Regions from separate parts of the Homo sapiens genome. Here region 2 is linked to region 1. Evidence: chromatin loops called from intact Hi-C (ENCODE). Cell type or tissue: heart left ventricle. All regions are shown on one strand. Links, peaks and the distances in the headings refer to the core of each region. The heading gives the core; the rest is flanking DNA. Region 1 has its middle 15 kb from the start of TLE6. Region 2 holds the start of LOC124904615 (a long non-coding RNA gene).

Region 1 (5,371 bases), core at 101-5,100:
AACAATCAACATTTATTATCTCACAGTTTCTGATGGTCCAGAATCAGGGGGCAGCTTTGTTGGTTCAACATAGGGTCACTGATGAATAATTATTCATGTTCAAGCCTCTATTTTTTTTTTTTTTTTTGAGACAGGGACTGAGACTCACAGGCTAAGTGCAGTAGGGTGATCACAGCTAACTGCAGCCTCAAACTTCCAGGCCCGAGCGATCCTCTGGCCTCAGCCTCCTGCGTAACTGGAACTACAGTCCCCTGCCACCACGCCCAGGTAATTTTTGTTTGTTTTTGCAGAGACAGGGTCTCCCTATATTGCACAAGCTGGTCTCGAACTCCTGGGTGTTTGAGTCTTTCTTTATCCCCTCTTCAATCGAACACCCTCTGTCATCCAGAATTCAATTAACAAATCTCTTCTCAGTGATGTTTCTCTTATTGTATTTATTTATTTATTTATTTATTTATTTTGAGACCCAGGGTCTCTCTCTTTTGCCCAGGCTGGAGCGCAGTGGTGTGATCTTGGCTCACTGCAACCTCTGCCTCCTGGGTTCAAGTGATTATCCTGCCTCAGCCTCCTGAGTAGCTGAGATTACAGGGGCGCACTATCATGCCCAGCTAATTTTTGTTTTGTTTAGTTTTGTTTTTGAGATGGAGTCTCGCTCTGTCGCCCAGGCTGGAGTGCAGTGGCGCAATCTCGGCTCACTGCAAGCTCCGCCTCCTGGATTCACGCCATTCTCCTGCCTCAGCCTCCCAAGTAGCTGGGACTACAGGCACCTGCCACCATGCCCGGCTAATTTTTTTTTTTTTTTGTATTTTTAGTAGAGACGGGGTTTCACCGTGTTAGCCAGGATGGTCTCGATCTCCTGACCTCATGATCCGCCTGCCTCGGCCTCCCTAAGTGCTGGGATTACAGGCATGAGCCATCACGCCCAGTCTACTTTTTTTTTTAGTAGAGATGGGGTTTTGCCATGTTGGCCAGGCTGGTCTCAAACTCCTGACCTCAGGTGATCCCCCTGCCTCAGCCTCCCAAAGTGCTGGGATTACAGGTGTGAACCATCGCACCCAGCAGACACTTCTCTGATTTAAATCACTCCATCTTTCCCGAGTTTTCCTAATCGTCCCACCACCCTGTGATATTTTCTTGTTTGTTTCATTCTTCCTTGTCTGTCCTGGACGGGCTCTGTAAATTATTGCTAGAAGGAGATGACTGAGTGGGGAGAACTTTTTTTTTTTTTTAAGATGGAGTCTCGCTCTGTCGCCCAAGCTGGAGTTCAGTGGCGTGATCTCGGCTCACTGCAGTCTCCGTCTCCCAGGTTCAAGCAATTGCCCTGCCTCAGCCTCCTGAGTAGCTGGGATTACAGGTGCGCGCCACCATGCCCGGCTAATTTTTGTATTTTTAGTAGAGACAGGGTTTCACCATGTTGGCCAGCCTGTGCTTGAACTCCTGACCTCAAGTGATCCACCCGCCTCAGCCTCCCAAAGTGCTGGGATTACAGGAGTGAGCCACCGTGCCTGGCCAGAGTGGGGAGCACTTTAACCCACCCACATGCATGTTTTTTGGTGTCTGCTTTCCTTGGATGTCTCAGTTGCGAGGGTCCACGCTAGCTTTGCCCCTATGGCATGCCTGGGCCTGATGGGGCCCTGCACTTCCTCTGGACACTGGTTCCCATCAAGGCCAGTTATGGTAGCTCACACCCTCAGTCCCAGCTACTCTGGAGGCTGTGGCAGGAGGCTTGCTTGAGCCTAGGAGTTCGAGACCAGCTGGGCAACATAGCAAGATCCCATCTCTACAAAAAATAAATAAATAAAAAACAAAAAAAGAAAGTAAAGGATTGGAGTCTTTTGAAGGTCAAGCTGTGGATCGTAGTTTACATTTTACCCTTTAAGAACCATCCCCTCGGGCCAGGTGCAGTGGCTCAAGCCTGTAATCCCAGCACTTTGGGAGGCTGACGCTTGCAAATCACCTGAGGTCGGAATTTCGAGACCAGCCTGGCCAACATGGTGAAACCCCATCTCTACTAAAAATACAAAAATGAGCCAGGCATGGTGGTGCATGTCAGTAATCCAAGCTCCTTGGGAGGCTGAGGCAGGAGAATCGCTTGGACTTGGAAGGTGGAGGTTGCAGTGAGCCAAGATTGCACCACCACACTCCAGCCTGGGTGACAGAGGGAGACTCTGTCTCAAAAAAAAAAAAAAAAAAAGAAGGCCAGGCGCGGTGGCTCACGCCTGTCATCCCAGCACTTTGGGAGGCTGAGGCGGGTGGATCACCTAAGGTCAGGAATTCAAGCCCAGCCTGACCAACAAGGTGAAACCCTGTCTCTACTAAAAATACAAAAATTAGCTGGGCGTGGTGGTGGGCACCTGTAGTCCCAGCCACTCGGGAGGCTGAGACAGGAGAATTTCTTGAACCCAGGAGGCGGAGGCTGCAGTGAGCCGAGATCATGCCACTGTACTCCAACCTGGGCGATGGAGTGAGACTCCATTTAAAAAAAAAAAAAAAAAAGAAGAGAACCATCTCTTCCGGGCTTGGAGAGGGGATGTGGCTTCTCCTGGTTCCGTGGTCAAGAGACTCAACTCCCCCAGCTAATTGGTATAAATTTAGAACTGAGTGTGGCCACAGTTAGTTAAACAAGGCATTTTAGGCTATTGAGGGGAAATTCCCAGCTGCCCAATTCTTCATTCCAATCAGGACTCCTAAGTGAAAGGGATGGGTTCATCCCATTGAGACTCTCAAGGCAGGGAGGGGCTGTTCTGAATTGAACTTATGGTCTCTGCTACCCCCTACAGGTCAAATGTTATATGAGCGCTTCGTTGACGTAATTTACATAAGATGACGTCATACATTTAAAGCATATTGTTCAATGACTTTTAGCAAATGTGTCCAACTGCACAACCATAACCACAATCCAATTTTAGAAAATTTCCATCACTAGGCCGGGTGTGGTGGCTCACGCCTGGAATCTCAGCACTTTGGGAGATCGAGGCGGGCGGATCACGAGGTCAGGAGATCAAGGCCATCCCGGCTAACAGGGTGAAACCCCCGTCTCTACTAAAAATACAAAAAAATAAGCCGGGTGTGGTGGCGGGCGCCTGTAGTCCCAGCTACTCGGGAGGCTGGGGCAGGAGAATGGCGTGAACCCAGGAGGCGGAGCTTGCAATGAGCTGAGATGGCGCCACTGCACTCCAGCCTGGGCGACAGAATCCGTATCAAAAAAAGAAAGAAAGAAAGAAGGAAATTTCCCTCATCAGAAGAATGTTCCTCTTGTCTGTTTGTTGTTGTTTTCAGACGAAGTCTCGCTCTGTCGCCCAGGCTGGAGTGCAGTGGTGCGATCTTGGCTCACTGCAACCTCCGCATCCCGGGTTCAAGTAATTCTCCTGCCTCAGCCTCCTGAGCAGCTGGGATTACAGACAGGCGCCACCATGCCCGGATAATTTTTGTATTTTTAGTAGAGACAGGGTTTCACCATGTTGGTCAGGCTGGTCTCGAACTCCTGATCCGCCCGTCTCGGCCTCCCAAAGTGCTGGGATGACAGGCATGAGCCACCACGGCCGGCCTCTTCTGTTTTTGTTTCTCTTTTTGCAAAGATGGGGTCTCGCTGTGTTGCTCAGAGTGGCCTTGAACTCCTGGCCTCAAGCGATCCTCCCACCTCAGCCTCCCAAAGACTTTCATATCTTTAAGTCAGTGGTTCTTAAATTTGAGTGTGCATCACAATTACCTGGGGCGGGGGGTGTTAAAACTCAGATTGTGGACCCCCAACCTAAGACTTTTTCAGGCAGCAAATCTGGGCCTGGGGCCTGAAAACGTGCATTCCTAGCAAGCTCCCAGGTGACAATGCTGCTGCCGCCACTCAGGGAACCACGGTTTGAGAACCGCTACTCTCTTTTTTTTTTTTTTTTTGAGACGGAGTCTCGCTGTCTCCCAGGCTGGAGTGCAGTGGCGCGATCTCGGCTCACTGCAAGCTCCGCCTCCCGGGTTCACGCCATTCTCCTGCCTCAGCCTCCCAAGTAGCTGGGACTACAGGCGCCCGCCACCAGGCTCGGCTAATTTTTTTATGTTTTTAGTAGAGACGGGGTTTCACCGTGTTAGCCAGGATGGTCTAGATCTCCTGAGCTCATGATCCGCCCGCCTCAGCCACCCAAAGTGCTGGGATTACAGGCGTGAGCCACCGCGCCCGGCCAAGAACTGCTACTCTCAATACTAAAGCTCAGGCCGGGCACGGTGACTCTCGCCTGTAATCCCAGCACTTTGGGTGGCTGAGGCAGGAGGATCACTTGAGCCCAGGAGTGGCCAACATGGTGATCAGCCTGGCCAACACGGTGAAACCCACCTTTACTAAAAATATAAAAATTAGGGCCGGGCACGGTGGCTCACGCCTGTAATCCCAGCACTTTGGGAGGCGGAGGCAGGCGGATCATCTGAGGTCAGGAGTTCGAGACCAGCCTGGCCAACATGGCGAAACCCCGTCTCTACTAAAAATAAAAAAATTAGCCGGGAGTGATGGCGCGCACCTCTAATCCCAGCTACTCGGGAGGCTGAGGCAGGAAAATTGCTTGAACCCGGGAGTCGGAGGTTGCAGTGAGCCGAGATCGTGCCACTGCATTCCAACTTGGGTGACAAGAGCAAGACTCCATCTCAAAACGAAACAAAACAAAAATTAGCCGGGCATGGTCGCGCATGCCTGTAATCCCAGGTAGTCAACAGGCTGAGGCAGGACAATCTCTTGAAACTGGGAGGCTGAGGTTGCAGTGAGCCAAGATTGTGTCACTGCACTCCAGCCTGGGTTACAGAGCGAGACCTTGTCTAAAAAAAAAAAAAAAAAAAAAAAAAAAAAAACTAAAGCTCAGCGTTCTATTTTTGGATTTGCAATGGTGATTTTTGATTCCATGCAATAATAGAGGACGGAGCTTTGCTACACCCCCACCCTGCCCCCCATCTCGCTGCCCGCTCTCTGTCTTCTTATTTGAGACAGGGTCTTGCTCTGTTGCCCAGGCTGGAGTGCAGTGGCACGATCATAGCTCACTGCAGCCTCAACCTCCCAGGTTCAAGCAGTCCTCCTGCCTCAGCCCTGCCCAAGTAGCTGGAACAACAGGTGTGTACCACCATGCTCCCCTAATTTTTGTATTTTTTGTAGAGACTCAAAAAAAAAGTTAGGTAAGATCCCGTCCCTCCTCTGCTGATACTCATCCTATGGCCCCACTCACTCAGAGGCAAAACTGAAATCTTTGGAATGGCTTTTGAAGGGCCCTTGGGATCTTTTCTTTTCCTTTCTTTCTTTCTACAGAGTCTCGCTCTTGTCACCCAGGCTGGAGTGCAGTGGCACTATCTCAGCTCACTGCAACCTCTGCCTCCTGGGATCAAGTGATTCTCCTGCCTCAGC
Region 2 (5,371 bases), core at 372-5,371, 160 kb before region 1:
GAACTCTTGACCTCAGGTGATCCACCCACCTCAGCCTCCCAAAGTGCTGGGATTACAGGCATGAGACACCACACCTGGCCAATAGTATTTTTGTTGTTGTTGTTTAGCTGTGGTTTGTTACAGATGCCCTTTATCAGGTTGAGGAAGTTCCTTTCTACTCCTAATTTGCTTAGAATTTTTATCATGAATGAAAGTTGAATTGTATCAAATGTATTTTCTTTATCTATTGATATGATCATGTAGTTTTTCTTTCGTCTGTTAATATGGCAAGTTATATTGACTGATTTTCCAATGTTGAGCTTGTCTTGTATTCCTGGGATAAATGCCACCTGGTGGTGAGGTGGTTTTCTTTCTGTATATCACTGGATTTCATTATTTCACTTGCTAATATTTTGTTAAGGATTTTAGTATCTATGTTTTTGAGTATACTGATCTGTAATTTCCCTGTACTGTCTTTAATTTTGGTATCAGGATAATACTGGCCTCTTAAAATGAGTTGGGAAGTATTCCATCCTCTTCTATTTTCTGAAACAGATTGTGAAGAATTTGATGTTATTTTTTCTTTAAATGTTTGATAGGATTCACCACTAAAACCATCTGGGCCTAAAGTTTTATTTTATTTTTCATTTTTTATTGTTGTTGTTGTTTGAGACAGAGTCTCGCTCTGTCACCCAGGCTGGAGTGCAGTGGCATGATCTTGGCTCACTGCAAGCTCTGCCTCCCGGGTTCACGCCATTCTCCTATATCAACCTCCCAAATAGCTGGGACTACAGGCACCCACCACCATGCCCAGCTAATTTTTTCGTATTTTTAGTAGAGACGAGGTTTCACCGCGTTAGCCGGAATGGTCTTGATCTCCTGACCTCGTGATCCACCCGCCTTAGCCTCCCAAATGTTTTATTCTTTAGAAGACTTTAACTTCAAATTCTGTTTCTTTAATACGTATAGGACTGTTCAGGTTTTCTGTTTCTTCCTGAGTGAGTTTTGGTAGCTTGTGTCTCTCGAGAAATTGGTCCATTTCCTTTAAGTTGTCAAATTTATGTGCATACACTTATTTGTAGTATTCCCTTATTATCCTTTAAATTTCTTTAGGGTGAGTAATGATATCCCCTCCTTTGTGCCTGTTGCTGGTAATTTCTTTTTCTCTCTGGAGGGTGAATCTAGACTAAAGGTTTATCAATTTCATTAATTTTTTTCAAAGAACCAGCTTATGGCTTTATTGATTTTTCTATACTGTTTTTCTATTTTTTATTCCATTGATTTCTATTCTATTATTTTCTCTTTAGTTTGTGTTTAGTTTGCTCTTCTCTTTCTAATTTCTTGGGAGTAGAAGCTTAAAATATTAGACCTTTCAGGCCAGGCGCAGTGGCTCACAGCTGTAATCCCAAAAATTTGGGAAGCTGAGGCAGGTGGATCACCTGAGGTCAGGAGTTCAAGACCAGCCTGGACAACATGGAGAAACCCTGTCACTACTAAAATACAAAAATTAGCCAGATGTGGTGGCAGGTGCCTGTAATTCCAGCTACTCAGGAGGCTGAGACAGGAGAATCACTTGAACCTGGGAGGCAGAGGTTGCAGTAAGCCGAGATTGCACCATTGCACTCCAGCCTGAGCAACAGAGCAAGACTCCATCTCAAAAAAAAAAAAAAAAAAAAAATCCTCAAAATCATGGTGAATTTTTGCCAGTTTTGAACTTTATGCACACAGAATTACATAAAATGAGTTCAGGTACATCTGGCTTCTATCATTCCACGTGATGTTTGTGTGATTAACTCATATTGTGTACATGGTTGTGGTTCATTAATCCTGATTGTCATAGACTATTCCTCTGGATAAATAAACTACAATCTATTCATCCATTCTACTGTTGATGGGCATTTGGTTAAATTTTAGTTTGGGGCTGTAATGAATAGGGCAGCTATGGGCATTTGGTACATGTCTTTTGTGATTATATGTGTGGCTTTCTGTAGGTAAATACCCAATGGTAGAATTGCTGGGTTATAAAGTATTTCCTAGATATTAACTATCTTTTGCCAAAGTGCATGCACCAATTTACACTTCCAATAACTCTAAGATTTTGCTTTTTTTTTTTTTTTTTGACACAGAGTCTCACCCTGTTGCCCAGGCTGGAGTGCAGTGGTGCGATCTTGGCTCACTGCAAGCTCTGCCTCCCCGGTCCATGCCATTCTCCTGCCTCAGCCTCCCAAGTAGCTGGGACTACAGGCACCCGCCACCACACCCGGCTAATTTTTTGTATTTTTAGCAGAGACCGGGTTTCATAGTGTTAGTCAGGATGGTCTCAATCTCCTGACCTCGTGATCCGCCCGCCTCGGCTTCCCAAAGTGCTGGGATTACAGGCGTGAGCCACCACTCCCAGCCACCTTTTTTTTTAGAGAAAGTTTCACTCTGTCACCCAGGCTGGAGTGCAATGACACGATCTTGGCTCACTGAAACCTCTGCCTCCCGGGTTCAAGCGATTCTCCTGCCTCAACCTCCTGAGTAGCTGGGACTACAGGCGCCCGCCACCACACCCAGCTAATTTTTGTATTTTTGGTAGAGACGGAGTTTCACCTTGTTGACCAGGCTGGTCTCGAACTCCTGACCTCAAGTGATCCACCCACCTCAGCCTCCCAAAATGCTGGGATTAGAGGCGTGAGCCACCACGCCCGACTAATTTTTGTATTTTTAGTAGAGATGGGTATGAGCCACTGCACCTGGCCTATTTGTTTATTTATTTATCTTGAGGAGTCTCACTTCTTCGCCCAGGCTAGAGTGCAGTGGCATCATCTCGGCTCACTGCTACCTTTGCCTCCCAGGTTCAAACGATCATTGTGCCTCAGCCTCCCAAGTAGCTGGGACTACAGGCATGCGCCACCACACCCGGCTAATTTTTTGAATTTTAAGTAGAGACGAGGTTTCGCTATGTAGGCCAGGCTGGTCTTGAACTCCAGACCTCAAACGATCCGCCCGCCTCGGCCTCCCAAAGTGCTGGAATAACAGGCATGAGCCACTGCACCCGGCCTCCTCGGAATTTTTAAACAGGGACCCTGTGTTTTCATTTTGCTCCGGGTCCTATGGATTCTGCGGGGGGTGCTGGAGCTGCCTGCCCAGCTGAACAGGCTAGGGCTGTTGTCAGGACCTAGGAAGGACTGGCCAGCCGTCAGGGCAAGCTGCCTCAGGCAAGACGCTCACCCTCTGTGCCTCGGTTTTCCTTTTAGGATGGGCAGGGGGCTAGGGGCAGGCAAGGAGCTGTCTGGGGCGACTCCTGCTGGCCACTGGGGGCACTATATGCACCTGCGATATCCATGCCGGGCCCAGCTCCCCCCAGCACTCAACGCCCCTTAGCTGACTCACCCACCTCTGCTTCTGCCATCTGATCCACACCTATCATTGCCACCTGCACCAGCCTTGTCCCCTGGCTCCCGCCCTCACCCGTCTGTCCTCCCAGCAGCAGCCACCAGAGGCCGCCTGTGAGCACCTGTCAGGTCCTGTCTCTGCTCTGCCTGCGTCCCTCCAGGGCTCCCACCTCCCTCTGAGGGTAAAAGACCAACCCTCCCTGCCCTCCCCCCCTCCCTCCGCTCCAACCACACGGGCCTCCTCGCTGCTCCTCCAACACATCAGGCATGGTCCTGCCCCAGGACCTTTGCACAAGCTGTGCCTCTGCCTGGCTCACCCTCAGGCCACAGCATGGCTCCTTCCCTTCCTGTCTCCCAGGATGCTACTCACGCACCACTTTATCAGGCTTTTCCTGTACAGCCCACCAGGAACAGCCCACCAGAATCAGCCACCATTGGCTGGGCGCTGTGGCTCACGCCTATAATCCCAGCACTTTGGGAGGCCAAGGCGGGCGGATCACCAGAGGTCAGGAGTTTGAGACAAGCCTGGCCAACATGGTGAAACCCCGTCTCTACTAAAAGTACAAAAATTAGCCGGGTGTGGTGGTGGGCGCCTGTAGTCCCAGCTACTCGGGAGGCTGAGGGAGGAGAATCGCTTGAACCCAGGAGGCAGAGGTTGAGGTGAGCTGAGACCGCACCACTGCACTCCAGCCTGGGTGACAGAGCTAGACCCCAACTCAAAAAAAAAAAAAAAGAAAAGAAAAGCAACAGCCACCATCTCCCCATCCTGTCCCACTTCCCTGCTCCATTTCTCTTCCTAGGTGAAGTCGTGCTGGTAAGTGCCACCTTCTCTGCTGCACTGTAGTATCTGGGGCAGCATCGGGCACAGCAAGGGGCCTTAAGCCTGACGGACAGGCCTATCGGACTCAATGAAACTGAAAGAGGATGTGGGGAAATCGCACCCTTGTGCACAGCTGGCGGGATGTGACATGGCACAGCTGCTGTGGAAAAGTCGGGCAGCTCCCCAAAAAATTAAAATAGAGGCCGGGCGCGGTGGTCCACGCCTGTAATCCCAGCACTTTGAGAGGCCGAGGTGGGAGGATCATGAGGTCAAGATGGAGACCATCCTGGCCAACATGGTGAAACCCCATCTCTACTAAAAATACAAAAATTAGCCGGGCGTGATGGCAGGCACCTGTAGTCCCAGCTACTCAGGAGGCTGAGGCAGGAGAATTGGTTGAACCCGGGAGGTGGAGGCTGCAGTGAGCCGAGATCGCGCCACTGCATTCCAGCCTGGCGACAGAGCGAGACTCCTCAAGGTGCATCCAAAAAAAGAAAGACCAGAGGACCCAGCAATGCTACCTCTGGATGCACACACACGAGGACAGACAGGAGGGACTCAAACAGAAGCTTGCACACGCAGGTGCACAGCGGCACGACTGCCAACAGCCACAAGGTGGAAACCACCCAGACGTCCATCGATGATAGATGGATCAACACAGCGTGGCCCATCCACACAGTGGAATATTACTGAACCACGAAAAGGAAGGGAATCCGGACATGGGCTTCAGCGTGGATGCACCTTGAGGACATCATGCTCAGTGAGAGATGCCAGAGACACAGAAGGACACACCCCGCATGGTTCCACTCCTAGGAGGTCCATAGAGCTGTCAGATTCAGGGAGACAAAAGGTAGGATGGGGGGTGCCAGGGGCTGGGGAGGGGGACGGGGAGTGTTTCATGGGGACAGAGTTTCAATTTGGGGAGATACAAGTTCTGGAGAGGATGGTGGTGATGGCTGCACAACCGTGTGGATACACTTAATGCCGCTGAGCTGTGCACTTAGAAATTTATCTGTATTTTACAATTTTTTTTCAAAAGGAAAAAATAACTGAAGGAAGGCTGCAGAGGTCCCACATCCGCAGCTTACAGAAACGGAGGCCCGGAGGGCATGATGTCCCCACAGGTGCCCTGGAAGGTGAGGGGCAGGCTGGCCTGGGACCTGGGCTCCTCCCCGTCTCACTCCCTTGTCCCCAG

Evidence for each region. Hi-C counts contacts between places; a loop is a spot of excess contacts. Peaks named below come from ENCODE experiments on the same cell type or tissue, not always from the same donor. Only the 100,000 strongest peaks of a DNase experiment are listed, where the experiment ranks them.
Region 2: a loop joins it to region 1, with 8 times the contacts of the local background. A loop is called at or near these places in 17 of 110 quality-filtered maps.

The regions. Positions count from the first base shown.
Region 1 is chr19:2,959,662-2,965,032 of GRCh38, reverse strand. No RefSeq gene overlaps it. Among named protein-coding and RNA genes, the nearest start is that of TLE6, 15 kb to the left of the region's middle. In heart left ventricle, for the core only: a CTCF peak has its summit at 2,762 (motif pointing left); no DNase peak of the experiment used is centred there.
Region 2 is chr19:3,124,253-3,129,623 of GRCh38, reverse strand. It overlaps LOC124904615 (a long non-coding RNA gene), which reads left to right and starts at 2,993. Exons shown (of 3, transcript XR_007067092.1): 1 at 2,993-4,016; 2 at 4,157-5,026; 3 at 5,216-5,312. In heart left ventricle, for the core only: CTCF peaks have their summits at 3,236 (motif pointing left) and 3,452 (motif pointing right); a DNase peak (open chromatin) is centred at 3,473.